Linked DNA regions of Homo sapiens: regions 2, 3, 4, 5 and 6 are each linked to region 1. Evidence: read pairs that join two places in POLR2A ChIA-PET (ENCODE). Cell type or tissue: PC-9. All regions are shown on one strand. Region 1 holds the start of LOC105371684 (a long non-coding RNA gene). Region 2 overlaps RNPEP (arginyl aminopeptidase). Region 3 has its middle 48 kb from the start of ELF3. Region 4 has its middle 24 kb from the start of ELF3. Region 5 has its middle 36 kb from the start of ELF3. Region 6 has its middle 13 kb from the start of ELF3.

Region 1 (4,000 bases):
GATCACTGGAGGTCAGGAGTTCGAGACCAGCCTGACCAACATGGTGAAACCCCGTCTCTGCTAAAACTACAAGGCTGTGCATGGTGGCTCATGCCTATAATCCCAGCACTTTGGGAGGCCGAGATCAAAACCATCCTGGCCAACATGTTGAAACCCCGTCTCTACCACAAATATAAAAGTTAGTTGGGCATGGTGGCGCACGCCTGTAATCCCAGCTTCTTGGGAGGCTAAGGCAGGAGAATCTTTTGAATCTGGGAGGCGGAGGTTGCAGTGAGCCAAGATCGTGCCACTGCACTCCAGCCTGGTGACAGAGTGAGACTCTGTCTCAAAAAAAAAAAAAAAAAAAAAGACTCAGAGATCCCACCCCAGCCCCTAGCTCTGGAATCGGAGCCCAGCCTCTATTCCCTAGAACAGGCAAGGCCAAGCTGGCTGCCCAACATCTTGGGTGAGACTTGATTTATGCATGAATAGAATGATTTCTACCCATGAGCAAAGGTCCTCCTACCTCTGGCTGTCCTTGGCTGTAGGGGTCAGATCTTGACCCCTCTGAATCTTCCTGGGGTTCATTCTGTTTCTCTCCTGTCTAAACCAGCACAAAAGTCCTGTGAATCTGCAGGGGCAGTGTTTTGCCCGTTTGGGGGCCTGTGGCCTTGCGGGCTGAGGGAGGCCCTTTGCTGAAACTACCCTATACACCCTACATGAGAACAACCTGCAGGGGCCTGGGAACCTAGGTCATGTCTGTCTCCCCAGTGCCTAGCATAATTCCTGACACAAAGTATGCACTTCATGCATATAAGTTGTTTTCGTTTTTAGCAGGTCTCTGCTTGAAGACGTGGCAGCCTTCAGTCAAGGTCATGTCTAGAGTCTCAATACTGGGTAGTATGAGTGCCCTGCATCTGGAGGGCTCGAAAATTTGAGGGTTACACTGAAACAAGTTTGGATTGTCTGCATCTCCCTCTATTGAGGTCCCTCTGGCATAGAGCACTGAAATGCTAGTTCATCTAGCACCTAGGCGCTAGTTCATAGACCCTGAAACTCCCAGGCTGGGGGGTCTTGGCTTGCTGTCCTGCAGCCTGGTAATGTGGCTCTGACTCAAATTGCTGCAGGACCTTGGGCCATGCTGCCATGATCCCAGGCATCCCAGAGACCCCGGAATCATAGGCGCTAGTTCAACTAGGACCTATGAACTAGCATTTTTCCCTCATAGTCAACAGAAGATCCCTGTTCTCCCAGCCTTTGGGCAGGGCCTAGAGTAGGAAGATTGGAGGACACACAAGCATAGTGCCCCTTTCCCAGGTCTCCCTCTGGACATGCCTGATCCACTGTGGCCAGCTGGGGGGCACCCCCCTACAGGAAATCCTCCAGGGTGGGACCATGGGGCCAATATCTGACCTGGATCCTGGAACTTTGGCAAGATGCCCTTGCCAACAATCACGAGCACTGAGCCCTCCTCTGGAAGGAGAAACCCTCCCTCTGGGCCTAGCCCTCATCCGTAAAATGGGGCTTTGCTAGGGGTACTCTCAGTCCCCTCCAAGCACTAGTATTCCCAGGTAAACCTACGAATGATGCCCAGTCAATGTTTTTGTTTGGTTTTGTTGTTTTTTGCAGAGGATGAGGGAAAATGTCTGGACCACTGTTGGCCTAACAGTTCACAGAAAGCTGCCACTGTGCACTGGAAAGGTATATTTAGGTCTCTTGCAATGTCCTTTTCTCTTTTGCCAATTTCTGACCCAGGAGGGTGGAGGAGAATAGAGATGGTGGTGACCTTGGTGGAGGCAGGAAGGAGCAGGGCTGATAGCTAGATTTTCATCTGTGCAGGTGCATGTTTATGCATTTGTGTCTGTCTCTGAGCTCAATATAGATCAGCGTGTATCTCCCTCCATATTAGAGTTACAGAGCTCTCCATTTACAGCTGTAAAAGAGATTTATATTTCTTTCTAGAATGGTTGGGGCAGGGGTGTGGTTCAACAGATGGCTAGCAGGTTACAGGTGTGTCTAGCTGAAAAAAGTATCTGGCCCTGGGCCTCCTGATTGGCTGTCAGTGAGTCACAGCGGTTGGGTTCTTGGAGTGGAGCTAATTGGCTGTCATGGAGTTGGGTTCATGCCCTGCCTTATCTTTAGGGCCTTCTTCTGCCAGCCTAGACGGACAATGTTCCCTGTAGAGGCAATGACGCTTGCAGGCTGCTGACTGCGGGTCAGTGGGACGTGCCCTTTGGGTAGTTTTCCCAGCAGCATGTGGTTCACCTTGACCTGGCCACACCCTGACTCCTCAGCTCTCCAGAGCCCGAAGGATGGCACCCTACTGGGGAGTGATTCCAGGGGCCAGCTGGCTGTGACCTGGCGAAGTCACAAAGGTATTTCCTCAGTTCTGGAAGTGCCATCCGAACTGACTGGCAACAAGAAAGTGTTTGTGGGTAAACATTGTAGAAACCAACTCTGGATTCTGTGAAAGGCCTCTGGAGAGATAGGCAGGGAACTGTTGCCATGGTAACCAGCTCAGGGGGTCGGAGCAGAAAGCAGAAGAGAGGCAGGCAGGAGGGGTCCCTGTCTTGGCTTTCCAGATGCAAGGAATCCTTGAACATGCAGGCTCTGGGAGTGGTCTGCCTCCCGGCCTCAAGTCACATGTACACACAGGGCTTTTCACTTCTCCTAGGCCTTACATGGGTGTGGCTTCATGCCCTTCCAGGGAGCAGGACCCAGACAGTTATTCCAGGGTGAGAGATGGGCAAAGCAAGCCCTCCAGGAGCATACACACTGCCCAAGGTCACAGGGCAGAGACCAGCAGCCAGCAGGAGCCCAGCAGGCACAGGAACACTTGACGAAATCCGTTTTCTGTCTGTCCGCCAAACTAGCTGCAGCCCCCGGTCCTCCATTAAGAGTCCCAGGGACCACTCAGCTCAGGGTAGTGGGAGGAGTTGGCATAATCTTCTTGGCTCAGGGCTACAACTTCTGAGAAGTTCAAACAACCACATATTTCCCCATCCTCCTCCTCCCACCTGTTTGTCCACCTGAGTAGAATACAATTTCTGTGTCTGAGCAGTGGGGGGCAATTGAACTGGGGAGACCTTGACAGGCCCCTTATCAGCTCCCTGGGGCTGCCAGGCTGCCTGTTGGTATCCTGGACTCCCGGCTCTTGCCCGCCCAGGCTGGCACAGTTGCCATCCAGGGTGCCTGGGCGGAGAGCCAGAGGGAATTTTCCACCTGCCTGCCTTTGTTGTCTGCTCTGTGGTCTGGAGCCTGGGCCAGGGGCGGGGCAGGCCCCCTGGGTATCTGCAGGAGGGCTCCGAGGTTGCCTTGGGCTGCCTCACACAGGAATTGCCAACCCTTCCCATGTTCCATGACCCAGCGAGGTTTCTTTTTCTCCATGGGGGAGATGCGGGAGCTAGTGGGGATAGGGGAAGGTTGGGCACTGGGGTGGGGATGCCCACCTGGGTAACCACAGAGTGCCAGGGTTAGAAGGAGCCTAGGCTTATCCAGCTGAGCCCCTACCTTGTACAGATGGGAACACTGAGGCGCCTGCCTTGTACAGATGGGGATAAGAGGGCAATGGACATGGCCAAGGTCACAAAGGGAGGGTAGATGCCAAGCCATGACTCAAAGCCGCTTTCCAGACTCACATCCCAGTATCTGTCACCAAACCTTTCAGTCCCCCCATAACTTCACTTTTCCATTCGGGGCTGAATCAGGCTATGGGTCTCCCACTCCAACCCCTCCTTCCACACCCTGTCCTCTCTTCTTAGCACAGGATGTGTGGGCCTAGGCCTGCCTTCCACAGCTCCTCAATGTGAGCACCAGCTCCCCTGGCCCCCGACTGCCTTCAAGAGGCCCTCCCCTCCTGGAACTGGCTGAGCTCTGCACAGGGTCCTCAGGCTGAGGGCGGGGCCTGGGCTGCTCTAGGGGCAGTGGGTGAATGAAGACAAACCCATGGGAAGAGATGAGAGGCAGCGGGCTGAGCTCAGCAGCTGGACAGGGTGGTGGGCCCACTTGGAGCTGTTTTATG
Region 2 (4,000 bases), 110 kb after region 1:
TCTACCCTTGATCAGGCCCAGTGGCTTTATCCGCTCCTCTTCCTTCTCCCCTCATGTGACTATACCTTGAGAAAACTGTCAAACTGATCCTGATCACCCACCAAGTGGGCCAGGTATGAAACAAAGCAGAAACCTTTCTCGTAGGGGGTCTCATTATAGGTGTCGTCCGGGTCAACGCCTGGCAGAGGAGAAAGCAGACAAGATTTGAGCTTTTGTAGCCTGTCACCCGTAACGTTCTTCTCTAGCTCCACAGTCAAAGACTAGCGATGGAAGAGATCAGAATTCAGCTTCCCCAGGGACAGCAAGGCCAAGAAGGTGTCCAGATCCTGGCCTCTCTCCAGATCTTGGACTCTCTCAAGGCCAAGACTCTCTCTCTTAAGATCTCTATCTCAAGGCCAAGATCTCTCTCCAGATATTGGCCTCTCTCAAGGTACTTCCAAGATCTCAGAGGGCCATTCACTGTGGATCTAATATGAAGACAGAGAAACCAGCCTTCCAGAGGAGCGGACACATTTCCTTAGTCCCAGGATACACTTTGTGTGGGTAGGTTCCATCAGCATTTCCCACTGAGCACCAAGCTGTGTCTTTTCCATCCCTATTGGTCACCACCTAAATACTCAACCTACCCTCCCAGATCAATGTTTTTTTTTTTTTTTTTTTAAGACGGAGTCTTGCTCTATCACCCAGGCTGGAGTGCAGTGGCACGATCTCAGCTCACTGCAACCTCTGCCTCCTGGGGTCGAGCGATTCTCCTGCCTCAGCCTCCCCAGTAGCTGGGATTACAGGTGTGCATCACCACACCCAGCTAATTTTTGTATTTTTAGTAGAGACAGGGTTCTCCATATTGGCTAGGCTGGTCTCGAACTCTTGACCTCATGATCCACCCGCTTTGACCTGGGATTACAGGCGTGAACCACCATGCCCAGCCAATGTGTTGTTTTTACAGCTGTTCCAGGCTAAAACTAATTACCCGTCTCTAAGAAATTCATCTGCAAACTTAACGGCATCAAGGAACATGAGCTTCAATTGCATAAAAAGGTTTCAGATTAGTCACACATGGAATGAAGGAAAATGTTAGGAAGTAAAAAGATCTGAATTTGGAGAGAGGACCCGGATCTCAGTTGCAGTCATGCACTGATTAGGTACATGACCTGGACAAGACACTTAACTTGTCTGGCACTCAGTCCCATCCTCTGTAAAATAAGGCTAATGCTTTTATTCTACAGAATCCACAGATCTGCCCTGATGATCATGAAGGAATGCGAAAGAGCCTGGTAAAACGATATGGACTTGTGCAAATGCAAAGCAATGGTGAAGTCATCACGAACCGCACAGACTGGACAGAACTCCTATCTGGCTGCAATGGCTTGGGTTCAGTCAGCCCAGGGGCCAGAGAATTGGCTACAAAGAGCTCTGGAGTGCCCCTCCCTCCAAATAAAGTATTCTAAGCGTGCACTGATCAACATGAAGTTCGCATTAACTTGGGGCTCCAAGCTCAATTGAGGGGAGTGGGTGTCAGACAGAGGAGCCTCCTGGACCTGGTTCAATCTTCACGCGGAGCTTGTTGAGTGGGTTTTCCTCTCCAGTGATGTCCATGTGCTGACGCAGCAGAGCCCGCCCCGTTGCAGCCTCCAAGCAGGTGTACGCAGCGCCTGGTGCAGAATCAAACGTAAGCCTCGGGAAAACGTCTGTCACCACATCCAAGTGTATTTTCCTGACAGAGACACTGTGCTGCCTCCTTGTGGCCTCAAGAAGAACAGCGACAGATACCTGAAGCTTAATAACATTACCCTCCTGGGGACCCAGGGCAAATAGGGACAGTTACAGAGAGCCTGACTCAGTCCCTAGCTCCCTGTTGCTGTGGGCTACAAAGGACTTGGTTAACTCAGGCTGTTGGTCTCTCTCCTAAGTGAGGACTGGGGGAATCGCACCTTTCTGACAGTTACCTTTCCTTATCAAAGTACTGTATTTTTATTTTATCTTATTTCATTTATTTTATTATTTTATTTTTTGAGACAAAGCCTCACTCTGTCACCCAGGCTGGAGTGCAATGGCGTGATCTTGGCTCACTGCAACCTCCGTCTCCTCCTGGGTTCAAGCGATTCTTCTGCATCAGCCTCCTGAGTAGCCGGGATTACAGGTGTGCACCACCACGCCCAGCTAATTTTTGTATTTTTAGTAGAGAGGGGGCTTTACCACGTTGGCCAAGCTCAAACTCCTGATCTCAGGTGATATGCCCGCCTTGGCCTCCCAAAGTGCTGGGATTACAAGCGTGAACCACCACGCCCAGCCCCCGGCCTTATTTTTAGAAAATGATTTGATTTTTTTTTTTTTTTTGAGACAGAGTCTCGCTCTGTTGCCCAGGCTGGAGTGCAGTGGCACGATCTCGGCTCACTGCATCCTCCACCTCCTGGATTCAAGCAATTCTCCTATCTCAGCTTACCAAGTAGCTGGGACTACAGGCACACACCATGATGCCTGGCTAATTTTTGTATTTTTAGTAGAGACGGGGGTTTCACCATTTTGGTCAGGCTGGTCTCAAACTCCTGACCTCAGGTGATCCACCTGCCTCAGGCGTGAGCCACCATGCCTGGCAATGACTTGATCTTCTGTGAAAACTTAGAATTATTTTCATCTAACTGTTTCTGTCAGACAAAAGAAATTATCAACCCCAAATTTTTAAGGATCTCTAAGTCTCCTTCTGCATTAAAAACAATGACTGAGGGAACAGTGGAGGGGTGGGGCACAGGGTTTTGGAACCAGCCAGCTCTGCCCTTTCCTAGATGTTTTGACTCTGAGTAAGTGGCTTAGCCTCTCTCAGCCTCAGTTTCTTCAACTGTACAATGGGATAAAAATATTTGCTTGCAGGATTCCTAATGGCTGATTAAGATATTCACAAACAGGCTCTTGCTATATATATTCTGAATGAAAGTACAGAATTTGTACAAACTTTCTGGAAGATAATGGACAATATGTACTAAAAAGACTATGTAATTTAAAACGTTCAGGGCCGGGCGCAGTGGCTCACAGCTGTTGTCTCAGCACTTTGGGAGGCTTAGACAGGCAGGTCACTTGAGGCCAGGAGTTCAAGACCAGTCTGGCCAATATGCCGAAATCCTGTCTCTACTAAAAACATAAAAACTAGCTGGGCATGGTGGTGCATGCCTGTAATCCCAGCTACAGGGAGTGGGATGTGGGGGAGCTGAGGCAGGAGAATTGCTTGAACTACGGAGGTGGAGGTTGCAATGAGCCGAGATTGCAACGCTGCACTCCAGCCTGGCAACAGAACAAGACTCTGTCTCAAAAAAAAAAAAAAAAAAAAAGTTCAGACCCAGAAATTATGTTTCTAAGAATTTATCATTGTTGAAATCATCTGATATGAATAGACATTTATGTGTAAGGAAATTTGTCAACATATTTCAATGGAAAATTGGAAACAACCAGTAAATTAAAAAACATCCATATATGCAGCTATAGAAGAAAATCTAATGGGCTGGGCATGGTGGCTCACGCCTGTAATCCTGGCACTTTGAGAGGCCGAGGAGGTTGGATCACCTGAGGTCATGAGTTCGAGACCAGCCTGACCAACATGGAGAAACCTCGTCTCTTCTAAAAATACAAAATTAGCCAGGTGTGGTGGCGCATGCCTGTAATCCCAGCTACTCGGGAGGCTGAGGCAGGAGAATCGCTTGAAGCCGGGAGGTGGAGGTTGCAGTGAGCCGAGATCGTGCCATTGCACTCCAGCCTGGGCAACAAGAGCAAAACTCTGTCTCAAAAAAAAAAAAAACTAATGACCTGGGGAAATGTTTTTTTAAAAAAAAGTCAGTTGTCAAACCATGTGTGGTTTGACAATTCATACATACAGAAAAATGTTGGATACACACTACTGCCTCGTCTCTTCACACCCACTTGTATTCTGAAACCCCATAAGGAGATCACACTGGCCCCACAGGTTAAGAATGGGAGGCAGACTCCTTAGGAGAGGGGTGGGCACTTTACC
Region 3 (4,000 bases), 50 kb after region 1:
CAACATAGTGAAACCCCATCTCTACTAAACATACAAAATTAGCCGGGCATGGTGGGGCATGCTGGTAATCCCAGCTACTCGGGAGGCTGAGGCAGGAGAATCACTGGACCCCATGAAGCAGAGGTTGCAGTGAGCCAAGATTGCGCCGCTGCACTTCAGCCTGGGCGGCAGAGTGAGACTCCGTCTCAAAAAAATAAAAAAGGCCAGGCACGGTGTCTCATGCCTGTAATCCCAGCACTTTGGGAGGCCGAGGCAGGTGGATCATGATGTTAGAAGTTCAAGACCAGCCTGGCCAAGATGGTGAAACCCCATCTCTACTAAAAAATACAAAAATTAGCTGGGCATGGTGGCAGGCGCCTGTAATCCCAGCAACTGGGGAGGCCGAAGCAGGAGAATTGCTTGAACCTGGGAGGTGGAGTTTGCAGTGAGCTGAGATCACGCCACTGCACTCTAGCTAGCCTGGGTGAAACAGCAAGATTCTGCCTCAAAAAAAGAAAAGAAAAGAACCTGTAAAACAATGAATGTTCATTTTTTTTTTAAGTCTCTATCTTTTGGAGTAATTTGTTATGCAACAATAGAAAACAAAGGCACAAGAGTAGAATGCTGTAAAAAAATAACATGTATAGGACATGGTCCGCCTGGCCAATAAAGTAAGACCTCATCTCTACAAAAAAACAAAAATAATTAGCTGGACATGATGGCATGTCCCTGTAGTCCCAGCTACTTGGGCAGCCGAGGCAGAAAGATTGCCTGAGCCTGGGAGGTGGAGGCTGCAGTCAGCCGTGATCGCGCCACTGCACTCCAGTCTGGGAGATCCTGCCTCAAAAAAACCCCCACGATAACCAAAAACATAAAAAGAGCTCTTGGAAATTAGATACATGAAAACAGAAAATATAAACTCAATAAAGGGTTACAAACAAAGTTGAGGAAATCTTCCAGAAATTAGAGTTGAAAGACAACAAGATGCAAACAGGAAAGAAAAGAGAATTAGACAATTTGCTGTGAAGAGCCCAACTTCTGATAAATAGGGGTTCTTGAAAGAGCAAAGAGTATACAAAAATTAGCTGGGCGTAGTGGCACATATCTGTAATCCCAGCACTTTGGGGGGCTGAGGCGGGCAGATCACGAGGTCGGGAGATCGAGACCATCCTGGCTAACACGATGAAACCCCGTCTCTACTAAAAATACAAAAAATTAGCCGGGCGTGGTGCCGGGCGCCTGTAGTCCCAGCTACTCGGGAGGCTGAGGCAGGAGAATGGCATGAACCCGGGAGGCAGAGCTTGCAGTGAGCTGAGATCGCGCCACTGCACTCCAGCCTAGGTGACAATGTGAGACTCTGTCCGTCTCAAAAAAAACAACAACAACAAAAAACCACTGAAACAATCCAAGCAAATTTCCAAAAACTGAACTAAATATCCTTCAGTTTTCAGGTTGAAAGGGCACAGTAAATGCCCAGAACGATGTTCGAAGATAGAAGTACACTAAGGCGGCCAGGCATGGTGGTTTGCACCTGTAATCCCAGCACTTTGGGAGGCTGAGGCAGGCGGATCACTTGAGGTCAGGAGTTCGAGATCAGCCTGGTCAACACGGTGAAACCCTGTCTCTACTAAAAATACAAAAATTAGCTGGGCGTGGTGGCACACACCTGTTGTCCCCGCTACTTGGGAGGCTGAGGCAGGAGAATCATTTGAACCTGGGAGGTGGAGGTTGTGGTGAGCTCTGGTCGCGTCACTGCACTCCAGCCTGGGTGATAGAGTGAGACTCCATCTTAAAAAAAAAAAAAGGAGGAATGAGGGATACAGAAGAATCAAGGATGACATCTTGATTTTTGGTTACAGCAACCTAGTAGATGGAAGTCACAGTTACTGAGATGACAGGGAAGACAGTCTGCCTCACCTCTGGCCCCTGAGGGCATGACTGGATTTCACAGGCTACACAGGCTCCAAGGGAAGCAGCACCCTCAGGGCTGGGCTAAATTTAACTGAGGCCAGAAAGTGAAGAGTGTTTGGTGGAGGGTGGGGAGACAGTAGGAGGGTAGATCAAGGGAGAGGAAACCCCATCACAGTAGGCTTGGGCTTGTAGGAGAACAGAGATGACCAGAGGGACTGAGAATTACAGCACTGTGGGTGTAACTGCAGCAGGCATGGTCCACATTGGTAGCTGGCAATGAGATTGGTTGGTTCCCCAGACTTTGTTTGTTCCTTTGACATCCAGGCTTTGCATGAACAAACACCCATGTCCCCTTCTCAGAAAATTGCCCATCCCCTTGTTGGAATTCTTCTATTAAGACAAAATCTCCCTTCCAGTGACCTATGCTCAGTGGTTCCTGTTTTTTATTTGTTTTTTGAGACAGGGTGGCCCAGCCTGGAGTGCAGTGGTGTGAGCATGACTCACTGCAACCTCAACTTCCCAGGCTCAAGTGATCATCCCACCTCAGCCTCCTGAGTAGCTGGGATCACAGGCATGTACCACCACACCCAGCTAATTTTTTAGTTTTTTTTGTACAGACAGGGTTTCGCTATGTTGCTAGGCTGGTCTCGAATTCCTGGGCTCAAGCGATCCTCCTGCCTCAGCCTCCCAAAGTGCAAGGGTTTCAGACATGAGCCACAGCACCCAACCATGCTCAGTGGTTCTTGATTTACCTTCTGGTCAGCTACAATGCAGGGTACATGACTTCTGTGCTTCCTCACTTTGAGCATTGAAAGCTTTTTACCTGGTCATACCAAACCTTGGCAAGAACAATTTCACCAGCCACCAATGAGAAGGGTCACTTCTGCAGTGGGTCTTTAAAAAAAATAGGCCCGGGTTTTCTTTTTAATATGATGTTGTTTTGTTTGTTTGAGATGGAGTCTCGTTCTGTTGTCCAGGCTGGAGTGCAGTGGCGTGATCTCAGCTCACTGCAACCTCTGCCTCCCAGGTTCAAGTGATTCTCATGCCTCAGCCTCCTGAGTAGCTGGGATTACAGACGTGCACCACCATACCTGGCTAATTTTTGTATTTTTAGTAGAGACAGGGTTTCACCATGTTGGCCAGGCTGGCCTCGAACTCCTGAACTCAGATGATCCACCCGCCTCGGCCTCCCAGGGTGCTGGGATTATAGGTGTGAGCCACCTTGCCCGGCAATTTTTGTTTTTTTAGAAGAGATGGGGTTTCACCATGTTGGCCAGGCTGATTTTAAACTCCTAACCTCAAGTGATCCACCCACCTCGGCCTCCCAAAGAGCTGGGATTACAGGCATGAGCCACCATGCCCAGCAACCCCTTCTTAAATTAACCCCTTGTAGTATAGTAGAGCTTGTCTCTCCAGATAAAGGGCTGTAGGGAAGGAAACCAGACGGGGCAGTTTTCCTGGCTCCCCACCTACCTCATTCCCCCAGGATATGTTTCCAGTGAGCATCCCAGAGTCCCCCAGGCCACCCCAATTAATCTTGTTAATGGGCCCTCCTGGGGAACCTGTCTCCTCCCATGACCCTGACCAGATCAAGGCAGGAGGCACTAGGCAGCACTGTGCGGCCCCGCCCTCTGCAGTTACAGTTGCCCAGCTGAGCGCTTTGTTAGGTTCGTGACTCCAGTCTATCTGGTGACTAGAGTCTGTTTGCAGAGTGCTGGCACCCGGTGCGGCTCACAGAGCTGACATTCTGCTCCACTCTCTGGCGCCAGGCCCACGCCACCACGCCCGCCCATGCCCCAGAGAGGCTGGCTCAGGTTACCCCTGTGCACCCATGGTTCCCCAGGAGGCCCAGGGCTGGGTAGGAGGGTCCTGCCCCACCCCGCAGGTGGCATGGGTGCTTGAGGAACACAGAAGGGCCTCACCTGAGGTCTCTGGGAGAGCCATGAGGATGTGCAGCGGCCTTAGTTGTCATAGATACCAGAATCTGGGCGCAGCCCCACTTCCCATTTCCCAAGCTTCACTGTGTGGGCCTCACAAAGCCACTTGGGGCTTGTCCATACTTGCCCTGTGCACGGAAGTCTAGCATCAGTGCCAGCCTCGGCCCATCCCT
Region 4 (4,000 bases), 74 kb after region 1:
ATAATTTGTTAGCTTTATGATTTTAAAAATCCAGAATCTTGTGATGTTTCTGGAGAAAAAAATTCATATTTTAATATATAATTTGCATTTGCATTGCTAGAGGACTATTTACCAACTCCTAAAGTCAGTACATCTGAAAACAGAATGTGTCATGGAAAATAATTCTCTTTTAAAAATTCACAGCAATTAGGACATATCTTATTTTGAAAACGGAAACATGCTGTGTTCACGCCTGTAATCCCAGCACTTTGGGAGACCCAGACAGGTGGATCAGTTGAAGTCAGCAGTTCAAAACCAGCCTGGCCAACATGGCAAAACCCCATCTCTATTAAAAATGTGAAAATTAGCCGGGCATGGTGGTGCGCGCCTGTAATCCCAGCTACTCTGGAGGCTGAGGCAGGAGAATCGCTTAAACCTGAGAGGCGGAGGTTGCAGTGAGCTGAGATCATGCCACTGCACTCCAGCCTGGGTGACAGAGCGAGACTCTGTCTCAAAAAAAAAAAAAAAAAAGAAAGAAAGAAAAAGAAAAGTAAAAGGAAACAATTCAAGTGTGAATGGAGTCATAGTGGAAAAAAAGAGTTCCAGCCAAATTCTTTTCTATGCAGCATTCCCTGTGGGCAAACATCTCTTAATGAGAGGAATTCCTACTTTCCCAAGTCAAGAACTTGCTGCTCCAAGTTGCTAATATTATAGTAGTTCTATATTTTATATCAACTCCTGGATCTTTTTCTGGGTTGGGAAGTCCTTCTGGTGTCATGGGTAATCTAAACACTAATGAATAGAGCAGGTAGGATGCTGAGACCTTCAGGGGTAAAAAGCAATTTTTAAATATACATCTAAGTTTATTTTTTTTGTTTTGTTTTTGTTTTTGTTTTTGAGACAGAATGTCACTCTGTTGCCCAGGCTGGAGTGCAATGGTGCAATCTCAGCTCACTGCAGCCTCCGCCTCCCAGGTTCAAGTGATTCTCCTGCCTCAGCCTCCCGAGTAGCTGAGATTACAGACGCCTGCCACCACACCCAGCTAATTTTTGTATTTTTTAGTAGAGACGAGGTTTCATCATGTTGGCCAGGCTGGTCTTGAACTGCTGGCCTCAAATGATCCACCCGCCTCAACCCCCTAAAAGGTACTGGGATTACAGGCAATGAGCCACCGCGGCCAGCCTAAACATACATCTAAGTTTAGATGGAAATGTGTACTTAAAACAACAATAGATGAATAAAAAGCCACCCAAGCTTAGGCAAAATGGAAAATGTTATTTGCCATCGGAAGCCTTCCACGTCATATGTATATTTATATATGCTGTAGACAAATTTTTATGACACTTGTGAGCAGTGATGCAGATAAGAGGGCAGTGGCCAAGGACGGGGCGGTCACATACCCCAGCCCCGGCTGGGGTATGTGAACCCGCATACTAGGGTATGTGACCATGCAGCCCCTTGCCCTGTAGGCCTACACCCCAGGACGGGCCTTTGAGGCCCTCCAGGATGAAGCTGGTTAATCATTCACTCTGCTCCCAGGGTGAGGTAATCCAGTCTCCCCAGGGAGAGGTGAAACTTGCGGGTAAACCAGCCCAGCCTGCACTGCAGGGCTGACGTCACCGTCACTGAGCTAGCGAGCTAGTGGAGGTTGCTGCTGGCCAGGCCACGGGTGGGTGGGGAACCTGCGGTCGGGGGTGGGTATGGGGAGTGGAAGGTTGGGGAGGGTTCTCTTGAGCTGAGGGCACATTCCTGACTAAATTCACCCCGAGGCTGCTCTGGTGGAAACCACCAGCTGGTCCCAGGGCCCTGGTGCTGCAGAAAGAACGGCAGGCTGAAGGAAAGAGATCTGTGAGGGCTCCTCCACCTAGTGTGAGGGCCACTTGGTGGAACGGGGCAGCAGGGTGGAGGGGAGTGACTCTGTAGATGGTGAGAACATGGGAAATCCTGCGGAGAAAGCCCTGATTTAGGAGGCTACAGACCCTTAGTCCTGGCTCTGCCATACCACGCCCCATGCCCTGCTGGGCGCCTTCCACCCCCATTCCCCAAATAAGGACAGACCATACGTTCCTTGGTGCCCTCTCTGTGCTTTTAAGTGCCAGCTTCTTACATAGATGATCTCATTTCATCTTCAGAACAACCCCAAGAGATGGCTGTGAGGATCAACCACATGTGAGAGGTGGGGAAGCTGAGGCAGGAGCAGTGGGTACTTACCACGGATTACCCAGCAGTCAAGGCTGACTGAGGACCTTAACCCAGGCAGGCTGACTCTGGCACCCGCAGCCACAATGCCATCCTGCCTGGGTCCCAGCTGACCTCTTCTGGGACCTGTCCCCCCCACCCTCCCCCGTCTGGCATCTCATATCCTCCTCCTTCCTCTCTGCCTTTTCATATCCAATTCCTTGGAAGCCCTAGTTCTCAGAGAGGAAGGCTTATGAAGCGTTGATTCACACAGCTTCCCCATCCAGCCCAAGGGTATAATGAAAAGGAAAAGCCAATCAGTAGCAAAGAGGTCAACCTTTTGCCCATTGATTAGAGCTAAAGGTCCTCAGCCTTGCCAGAGGTCACCAATCAGAGGTTCAAAGATGATAATTAGTGGTCATCAATTTCTTGATGAGGTATCAGGTAGATGCATTCATTTATTCGATAAATTGTTTATTGGATGTCTTCAGTGGGATACACATTGTGAGCAAAGCAGGCAAAATGCCATGCCCTCACGGAGTGTTCATTTTAGTGGGGGGAGAAAGACAATTACAAACAGCAAAAATAGATAAATATTTTGTGTGTCTGAGCATGATAAATGCTATGGAGAAAAATAAAACCAAGAAAGAAGATAGGAAGGCGGGCAGGGCTAGGGTGGGCAATGGGTTACAATTATTTTTGTGTTTTTTTTTATTATTATTATACTTTAAGTTATAGGGTACATGTGCACAACATGCAGGTTTGTTTCACAGGTATACATGTGCCATGTTGGTTTGCTGCACCCATCAACTCGTCATTTACATTAGGTATTTCTCCTAATGCTATCCCTCCCCCAGCCTCCCACTCTCCTTTTGTTGCTGTTTTTTTTTTTTTTTTAAGAGACTGGGTCTTGCTGGGCATGGTGGCTCACGCTTGTAATCCCAGCACTTTGGGAGGCTGAGGCGGGTGGATCACGAGGTCAAGAGATCGAGACCATCCTGGCCAACATGGTGAAACCTCATCTCTACTAAAAATACAACAATTAGCTGGGCATGGTGGTGGGTGCCTGTAATCTCAGCTACTTGGGAGGCTGAGACAGGAGAATTGCTTGAACCTGGGAGGTGGAGGTTGCAGTGAGCTGAGATCGCACCATTGCACTCCAGCCTGGGCAAAGAGTGAAACTCCATCTCAAAAAAAAAAAAAAAAAAGAGAGAGAGACTGGGTCTCGCTCTGTTGCCCAGGCTGGAGCGTAGTGGTGCAGTCATAGCATACTACAGCCTTTCTCTCCTGGGCTCAAGCCATCCTCCTGCCTCAGCCTCTTGAGTAGCGAGGAGTACAAGCGTGCGCCACCATGACTTAAGTTTGTTTTGTTGTTTTTTGAGACGGAGTCTCGCTCTGTTGCCCAGGCTGGAGTGCAGTGGCACAGTCTTGGTTCACTGCAGCCTCTGCCTCCTGGTTCAAGCGATTCTCTTGCCTCAGCCTCCTGAGTAGCTGGGTCTACAGGTGTGCACCACCACGCCCAGCTAATTTTTGTATTTTTAGTAGAGACAGGGTTTTACCATGTTGGCTAGACTGGTCTTGAACTCCTGGCCTCAAGTGATCTGCTTCCCTCAGCCTCCCAAAGTGCTGGGATTACAGGCATGAGCCACTGTGCCCAGCCCTTGCTAACTTTTAAAAATTTTTTGTAGAGACCGGAGTCTCCCTATGTTGACCAGGCTGGTCTCAAACTCTCGGCCTCAAGCGATCCTCCTTAGGCCTCCTAAAGTGCTAGGATTACAGGTGTGAGCCAAGACCGGAGTCTCCCTATGTTGACCAGGCTGGTCTCAAACTCTCGGCCTCAAGC
Region 5 (4,000 bases), 62 kb after region 1:
CATAAGTTTCCCTTTGTAAAAGTGACATATTGGGGCCAGAAGTGGTGGCTCATGTCTGTAATCCCAGCACTTTGGGAGGCTGAGGTGTGTGGATCACTTGAGGCCAGGAGTTCAAGACCAGCCTGGCCAACAGGGTGAAACCTCATCTCTGCTAAAAAATACAAAAATTAAGGCCAGGTACGATGGCTCACACCTGTAATCCCAGCACTTTGGGAGGCTGAGGCAGACGGATCACCTGAGGTCGGGAGTTCGAGACCAGCCCGACCAACATGGACAGAAACCCCGTCTCTACTAAAAATACAAAATTAGCTGGGTGTGGTGGTGCATGCCTGTAATCCCAGCTACTCAGGAGGCTAAGGCAGGAGAATCGCTTGAACCCAGGAGGCGGAGGTTGTGGTGAGCCAAGATCGCACCATTGCACTCCAGCCTGGGCAACAACAGTGAAACTCCGTCTCAAAAAAAAAAAAAAAAAAAAATTAGCCAGTGTGGTGGTGGGAACCTGTAATCCCACCTACTCAGGAGGCTGAGGCACAAGAATCTCTTGAACCTGGGAGGTAGAGGTTACAGTGAGCCGAGATTGTACCACTGCACTCCAGCCTGGGTGACAGGTGAAACCCTGTTTCAAAAAAAATCCTGAATAATCCTTATCTATTGTTAGTTTCCCCATATATTTACTTTACCATAATTTACCACCCTAAAAGGAAAAGGCAGTAGGCAGTGAGCCATGGACCTGGAGGACCTTGAACAATTCCTTCTAGAGCTGAGAGACAGCCTGGGGACTGAGAACAAAAATCGCAGAGCTAACAGCCCATATGGATGACAGATGATATGACCTGGGGAGACAATCCCAACACTCCTTGGAGGTTGAGAACGCTTTCACTAGAGGAAAGGTGTGGAGGAAATGAGAGGGCCTTCCCCGTAAAGATCTGTTGAAGAAAACCACCATCACCAGAATATGCATAGTTCTTTGGCAAAGGTCAAGTAAAGATGAAATCTGTATACAGTGTGCCTAATGTACCTCTGTCACTTTATCTTTGGTTTTCCTGATACATTCAATGTTGGAATAAACTGAATCCTAATTTTTGGCTTGAAAAAACAAAAAAAAGATGAAATCCAAGTCATTGTGTCCCAGGACATACAGAATCAGGTGTGGGGACTGCAAAGCTTTGCCACAGGCATCTCAGGCACAATGCAGGAAGCAGGCTAAGCCAGCAGTTCTCCACTGTGGCCACCCTGAGCCTCTGCCTTACTCAGCAGGACCCCCTAAAGCAGGCCTCTAGGTGGTCTTAGAGCTGAGCCTCTGTGTGCTAATCTCCTGTCCAGAGAAGCTGAGCAGGACTGGGACCGCCAGCACGGGGGCAGGGTTGACACCTCTTCTACTCCTCTGGAGGGAAGGTGGTACAGATTCAGCAGGGTGGGAAACTGAAGGATTTCCTGTTTGAGGTCATGGCCTTCCCGTGAAGAAGACAGCAAGATCATTTGATGAGAGTCAAGAGATGCAGGAGCTGCAGGTGAGGGTGGAGGAGTGATGGAGGGAATGGGAGAAGGAGCTGACCAGGACAGTGCCCCACCGAGATGATGCCATGGATTGGTAAAGTCACCAATGAACACAGCTGTGATCTAAGCACCCAGCAAAGGGCTGGGCACATAGTAAGCAGTTACTACATATTTGTTGACTGAGTACACAGTCATCATTGTTGTTGAGAGAGACAGAAGAGATCAGGTGGAAAACACATCTTAGGTAAACTTGGTCAGTTAATCCTCTGGTGGCAAAGGAAACTTCTCTGAGTTGAGACACACCCACCCAAGGCCTCTGCCCCTACCCAGACTCCTGACTCTGACCTGCCTAAAATAAATCTGGGGGCTGCAAGTGGCCTGGAGGCTGGACACTGGTGTTTCTCTTCCTCTGGGACACAGGCTCTGCCTTCTGACTCAGACTTGCCTCATCTGACACCTATGTCCCTTGCCCAAGTCTGCCTTTCCCCCTTGCTCCTTCCAGAAACCCAAACTCCAGGTTCACTCTTGCTTCCTCAACTGACCTGACTGCAGAACAAAGTCCAGAGAGAGGCAGAGCCACCCAGGGTGCCCAGTACCGCCACCTCCTCCTGGACATCTTGTTACAGTGGGGTCTCCCATCAAGGCAGCTAGCAGCTCAAGTGTGGATCTTATTGTCAATTCTACTCTGTCTCGCTCTAGACCTCAGATTTCTGCTGGGAAATGCCCACTGAAGATAAAGAGCCTTTGGTCCTCTTGCCTCTGAGGGCTTGAACACAACTTCCTGGCACTCCTTGGGCAAGGTAGCCCCCCCTAGAGCCATCCCATCCTTTTGGAGTTGGCCAAGAATTCCTGGCCCAAGGCAGCAAGAGCCTGGCAGCAGCACTGCCATGGAAAGGAACAGAGCTTGCTCCCCAAGGGCCTGAAACACCTGCCAGTACTGCCACCCGCTCTCCACCCCCAAGAGCTCTGCCCAACCTGTCCTACAGGTGTGTCTGGATCAGGGCCAGTGGGGCCCAGCACCCAACTCATTTACGGGAAGGGAGGATGTAAACAGAGGACAAGGGGCGGACAGAGGGCAAAGGCAACCCAGGTTTCTTGTTTGCACCTCACTTAGCTCAGAGGCTGCCCACATCACACCCCAGGGGGGCTGGTACCCTGGGACCTGGGACCTGCCCACCAAGGGGCAGCATGCAGTGCCATGAGTTGCCTTTATTTGCCCTCCAACCACTAGCCTTCAGGCCATTTGCAGCCTCCAGGCCATTTGCAGACCCCGGATTTATTTTAGGCAGGTCAAAGTCAGGAGTCTGGGTAGGGGCAGAGGCCTTGGGTAGGTGTGCCTCAATTGGGAGAAGTTTCCTCTGCCTTTATTTTACCTTCCCACCACTCCCTGGTCCCTGTTGCTGGCACTGTCCCTGGCCCGCCTATCCTCCCTCACAGCATGGTCTCAGCCTCAGAGAACTCCCTACCCATTCAGCCTATGGCCAGGATGCAACTAGAGAGTGGCAGGTGCTGAGACATTGGATAGAGTTCGCCACATGGCCCACTCTGGGGAGGGAGGCACTTTAGGTTTCATTTTCCCACTTCAAGGAGTCAAGAGAAGGCAGGGGATAGAAGGCCAAAGGACATTTGAAAGGGCCTCACCAATTATCAGGTGGGAACCCAGGTAGAGTGAGAATAATAATACCACCTGCCTCTCAGGGTTAATCCATGCAGGATGCTTATGAGTACTTGGGCCATAGGAAATCTTAAAAACTCCATGCAGTTGGCCAGGCGCAGTGGCTCACACCTGTAATCCCAGCACTTTGGGAAGCCGAATTGGGCAGATCATGAGGTTCAGGAGATCGAGACCATCCTGGCCAACATGGTGAAACCCCCTCTCTAGTAAAAACATAAAAATTAGCTGGGCGTGGCTGCGTGTGCCTGTAATCCCAGCTACTCAGGAGGCTGAGGCAGGAGAATCGCTTGAACCCGGGAGGCGGAGGTTGCAGTGAGCCGAGATTGTGCCACTGCACTCCAGCCTGGCAACAGGGCTAGACTCTGTCTCAAAACAAACAAACAAACAAACAAAACTCCATGCAGTCAACAAATCAATCTTTCTTTCTTTCTTTCTTTTTTTAGAACAAACATTTATTTATTTTTTGTCTCACTGTGTTGCTCTGGCTGGTCTCAAATTCTTGGGCTTAAGTGATCCTTCTGCCTCAGCCTCCCAAATAGCTAGGATTACAGGTGTGAGTCACCACTCCTGGTTAACACATATTCCTTGACCATCCACCAGGTTCCGGGTACCCTTCTAGGGGCTGGGATAAATCAGTGAACAAAACAGACCACTGCCTGCCCACATTAGCCTCCATTCTAGTGGGGGATAGACGTGAAACAAGATAAATACACAAATATCTCACACATTAGATAATGATGAATGCTGGGGAGAAAGAGAACTACAGGAAGTGTGTGGAGGGGTTGCCAGGGAGGTCATCCTGCAAAGGGGTTATTTGAATAAAGACCT
Region 6 (4,000 bases), 85 kb after region 1:
AAGCCTGGCCCTAGAGATCCTTTTTTTTTTTTTTTTTTGGGACAGAGTGTCGCTCTGTCGCCCAGGCTGGAGTGCAGTGGTGCCATCTTGGCTCACTGCAAGCTCCACCTCCCGGGTTCACACCATTCTCCTTCCTCAGCCTCCCAAGTAGCTGGGACTACAGGCGCCCACCACCACCACCACCACCACCAAGCCTGGCTAATTTTTTGTATTTTTAGTAGAGACAGGGTTTCACCGTGTTAGCCAGGATGGTCTTGAACTCCTGACCTTGTGATCTGCCCACGTCGGCCTCCCAAAGTGCGAGGATTACAGGCGTGAGCCACCGCGCTCGGCCTAGAGACACTTTTAAAATGTTGTAGAGATGTAAATAACAGCCTTTGGAAGCTTTTCTTCAGTCCCATTGATGCTTTTTTTTTTTTCTTTCCCAAAATGGAACATAGCTTACTTTTTTATGATAACATATGCTCTATTTAACTTTTTTCAGAAAATATATGTTTCATACCACCCAGAGATAACCACTAACATTATACAAGGTAGAATCATTATATACAAAATGAGTACAAACCTACTTTTTTTTCACTTAATATATCATGGACAATGCTACATGTCAGTAAATATAGCTCCATAGCATCACTTTAATGACTGGCTAATATTTGAATAAATATCTCTATTGTAGTTTGTTTCACCAATCCTTCTTTAAAAATTTACTTATAAATTTTTATGTATTTCTATTTTTAGAAATGGTGTCTTGCTATGTGCCCAGGCTAGTCAGGAACTGGGCTCAAGTGATCCTCCTGCCTCAGCCTCCCAAAGAGCTTGAGCCACAATGCCCAGCCCTATTTATAAATTTTAGATTACAGACTTGAGCCACAATGCCCAGCCCTATTTATAAATTTTTTTAAAGCATGCCCTGAACCAGAATAGGTTCAGAGAGACTCTGTCACCAATCCTTTTTTTTTTTAAGTGAAAGGAAGATTATTAAGAAAGTAAAGAAATATCCTGGCTAACACGGTGAAACCCCGTCTTTATTAAAAATACAAAAAATTAGCTGGGCATGGTGGCAGGCGCCTGTAGTCCCAGCTACTCTGGAGGCTGAGGCAGGAGAATGGAGTCAACCCGGGAGGCGGAGCTTGCAGTGAGCCGAGATCTCGCCACTGCACTCCAGCCTGGGTGACAGAGTGAGACTCCATCTCAAAAAAAAAAAAGAAGTAAAGAAATAAAAGAATGGCTATTCCATAGACAGAGCAGCCACCAGTCCTCTTTTGGTTGACATGGGTTGCTAGCTTTTGTCTTCAGTTATAACACCACCACAACGAGCATCCTTGTACATATATCTTTGTGCACTTTTCCAATTATTTTTCTTGGAAAAATTCTTAGACATGAAATTGCTGTGTAAAGACATATGCATGTTTTTTAAGGCTTTTAAACAATCTGTGAAATAGTTCTTTAGAAAGCATATCCCGCTCACACCTGTAGTCCCCACACTTTGGTAGGCTAAGGCAGGATAGCTTGAGTTCAGGAGTTCAAGACCAGCCTGGGCAACACAGTGAGACTCCTGTCTCTACAAAAATAAAATTAAATTAAAAAATTAGCTGGGTGCGGTGGCACATGACTGCGGTCCCAACTACTTGGGAGGCTGAGATGGGAGGATCACTTGGGCCCTGGGGGTGGGGGAGGCTCAAGGCTACAGTGAGCCATGATCATGCCACTGCACTCCAGCCTAGGTGATAGAGTAAGACCCTATCTCAAAAAAAAAAAAAGTTTAAAAATATATAAAAATAAACATTAAAAAATTAAAAAGAAAGAAAATGTCTCTCGGCCAGGCACTGTGGCTCATGCCTGTAATCCCAGCACTTTGGGAGGCCAAGGCAAGCGGATTAGCCGGGCGTGGTGGTGTGCCTGTAGTCCCAGCTACTGGGGAGGCTGAGGCAGGAGCACTGCTTGAATCTGGAAGGCAGAGGTTGCAGTGAGCTGAGATTGCACCACTACACTCCAGCGTGGGCGACAGCGCAAGACTCCATCTCGAAAAAAAAGTGTCTCTCAATTCACACCTTGACGAGTGGTTTTTGTCAAGTTTGAGTTTCTTCACATCCTCACCAGCTCTAGACATCAGGGGCATTCTTTAATTCTTTGCCAATTTGACATATGAAAAGTAATATCTCCCATGGCCTTAAGCTGTTCGTGTTTCAAGCAATGATAGTGAAGAGGAGGTCCATCTGTCTGCATTTGCCATGGAGAGTCTAGTTTTCCAAACCCCAGCATTTGCTCCGCCTGGAGCATTCTCTCCTGGCTAGAAATCAGCCCGGAATCAAGCCTGTGATACAAAGACTCTAAATCCCAGCTGGCCTTACAAACACATGGAGTAGATGAGGATTGACCAAAGGATGCTGGGACTTTCCCCTGGGCACTATGGCCTGGGTCACTGAGGCTGGCAGGTGTGGAGGGGGCAGGTGAGGTTGAGTCATGCAGGACACTGGGTGTGGTTTCTTGGATCAGCTCCAGAGTTGACATGCAGGTTCCAGTAACGGGCGGCTGAGCTGGGCTAATTGCTGCTGCTGGTGCCCCAGCCCAGCCCTGCACGTAGCAGAAGAAGGAGGAGGAGGAGGAGCGTAGGATAAGAATGAGAGGGCAATGCTCCCAAGGGTTGGCCACTGTGAGGTTCTGAAGAACTGAAAACTCACTTTCCATCCACCCTGCAGGATCCAAGGGTCCCTGGAAAGCAATGCTCATTGAATCCACCCTCCACCCCAGGCATGTTTGTATATCCATAGGGCATTCCTCAAACTGCACATCTAATGGTGGGGTTTTAGGCACCCATACAGCGGAGACATTTGTGTTGCTCAGCACCTCTCAAAGCAGAGTCAGCTGTGGAATTGAAGAAAGAAGGCAGGGTTCAAGCTCCGGTTTCCTAAACTTACTACTATCTCTGAGAGCTTAAGCTTTTCTTAACCTCTCTGAAGCCTCAGTTTGCTCATCTGTGAAATGAGGCACTTATCCTCTACCTTGTTGAGAGGTTTATATAGATGTCTTTGGAATTTCCTAGGCTCTAGCCTAGGCTTTCTTTCTTTTCTTTTCTTTTTTTTTGAGATGGAGTCTCACTCTGCCACCCAGTCTGGAGTGCAGTGGCATGATCTCAGCTCACTGCAACCTCTGCCTCCCAGGTTCAAGCAATTATCTGCCTCAGCCTTCCGAGTAGCTGGTATTACAGGCAGCTGCCACCATACCCGGCTAATTTTTTTGTATTTTTAGTAGAGACGCGGTTTCACCATCTTGGCCAGGCTGGTTTTGAACTTCTGACCTCATGATTCATCCGCCTCAGCCTCCCAAAGTGCTGGGATTACAAGCCTGAGCCACTGCACCAGGAATTTTTTTTTTTTTTTTTTTTTGAGATGGAATCTCACTCTGTCGCCTGGCTGGAGTGCAGTGGTGTGATCTCGGCTCACCGCAACCTTCTCCTCTCGGGTTCAAGTGATTCTCCTGCCTCAGCCTCCAAAGTAGCTGGGATTACAGGCACCCGCCACCACGCCCGGCTAATTTTTGTATTTTTACTAGAGATGGGGTTTCGCCATGTTGGCCAGGCTGGTCTCAAATTCCTGCCCTCAGGTGATTTACCCGCCTCAGCCTCCCAAAGTGCTGGGATTACAGGTATAAGCCACCGTGCCAGGCCATAGCCTAGGCTTCCTACTCCCCCTGGGTGACCTCTTCCCTACTGGGTCTTCTGCACACAGCATGGAGCCATGCACACAGCAGACAGTTAATGAACACAGAGAGAATGAATGATGTATGTAAAGCAATAACTTGACACATTGCCTGGCACCTAGTAGATACTCAGTAAGCGGTCAGCTGTCAACATGAAGCTCAGGCTCCATTCAACATGATTTGTGACTTTGAGCAAGTTACCTTTCTTTTCTGAGCTTCAGTTTCCTCATCTGCAAAGTGAAGAGTGTTCTACATTGAGTGCTCTGTCCTACAAATCACTGGTAGTTATGATGTAGGGAGT

What was found. Peaks named below come from ENCODE experiments on the same cell type or tissue, not always from the same donor. Only the 100,000 strongest peaks of a DNase experiment are listed, where the experiment ranks them.
Region 2: POLR2A ChIA-PET joins it to region 1 with 14 read pairs; 15 of 35 experiments call an interaction of 5 or more read pairs at or near these places.
Region 3: POLR2A ChIA-PET joins it to region 1 with 31 read pairs; 11 of 35 experiments call an interaction of 5 or more read pairs at or near these places.
Region 4: POLR2A ChIA-PET joins it to region 1 with 31 read pairs; 11 of 35 experiments call an interaction of 5 or more read pairs at or near these places.
Region 5: POLR2A ChIA-PET joins it to region 1 with 25 read pairs; 12 of 35 experiments call an interaction of 5 or more read pairs at or near these places.
Region 6: POLR2A ChIA-PET joins it to region 1 with 24 read pairs; 18 of 35 experiments call an interaction of 5 or more read pairs at or near these places.

Annotation. Positions count from the first base shown.
Region 1 is chr1:202,106,650-202,110,649 of GRCh38, reverse strand. It overlaps LOC105371684 (a long non-coding RNA gene), which reads left to right and starts at 1,480. Exons shown (of 2, transcript XR_001738375.2): 1 at 1,480-1,680. RefSeq lists an enhancer at 1,763-2,736. In PC-9, no CTCF peak of the experiment used is centred here; DNase peaks (open chromatin) are centred at 2,139, 3,119 and 3,579; H3K4me3 peaks cover 664 bases; H3K27ac peaks cover 3,486 bases.
Region 2 is chr1:201,997,554-202,001,553 of GRCh38, reverse strand. RNPEP (arginyl aminopeptidase) reads right to left here. Exons shown (of 11, transcript NM_020216.4): 5 at 4,000; 6 at 1,539-1,652; 7 at 66-178. It overlaps ELF3-AS1 (ELF3 antisense RNA 1), which reads left to right. Exons shown (of 2, transcript NR_146472.1): 2 at 1,227-1,503. Among named protein-coding and RNA genes, the nearest start is that of MIR6740, 3.6 kb to the left of the region's middle. In PC-9, CTCF peaks have their summits at 1,510 and 1,711 (motif pointing left); a DNase peak (open chromatin) is centred at 1,733.
Region 3 is chr1:202,056,707-202,060,706 of GRCh38, reverse strand. No RefSeq gene overlaps it. Among named protein-coding and RNA genes, the nearest start is that of ELF3, 48 kb to the right of the region's middle. In PC-9, no CTCF peak of the experiment used is centred here; DNase peaks (open chromatin) are centred at 2,306 and 3,546; H3K27ac peaks cover 3,808 bases.
Region 4 is chr1:202,032,555-202,036,554 of GRCh38, reverse strand. No RefSeq gene overlaps it. Among named protein-coding and RNA genes, the nearest start is that of ELF3, 24 kb to the right of the region's middle. In PC-9, no CTCF peak of the experiment used is centred here; a DNase peak (open chromatin) is centred at 1,534; H3K4me3 peaks cover 356 bases; H3K27ac peaks cover 2,797 bases.
Region 5 is chr1:202,044,925-202,048,924 of GRCh38, reverse strand. No RefSeq gene overlaps it. Among named protein-coding and RNA genes, the nearest start is that of ELF3, 36 kb to the right of the region's middle. In PC-9, no CTCF peak of the experiment used is centred here; DNase peaks (open chromatin) are centred at 1,744 and 2,464; H3K4me3 peaks cover 898 bases; H3K27ac peaks cover 3,986 bases.
Region 6 is chr1:202,021,696-202,025,695 of GRCh38, reverse strand. No RefSeq gene overlaps it. Among named protein-coding and RNA genes, the nearest start is that of ELF3, 13 kb to the right of the region's middle. In PC-9, no CTCF peak of the experiment used is centred here; DNase peaks (open chromatin) are centred at 2,485 and 3,285; H3K27ac peaks cover 2,599 bases.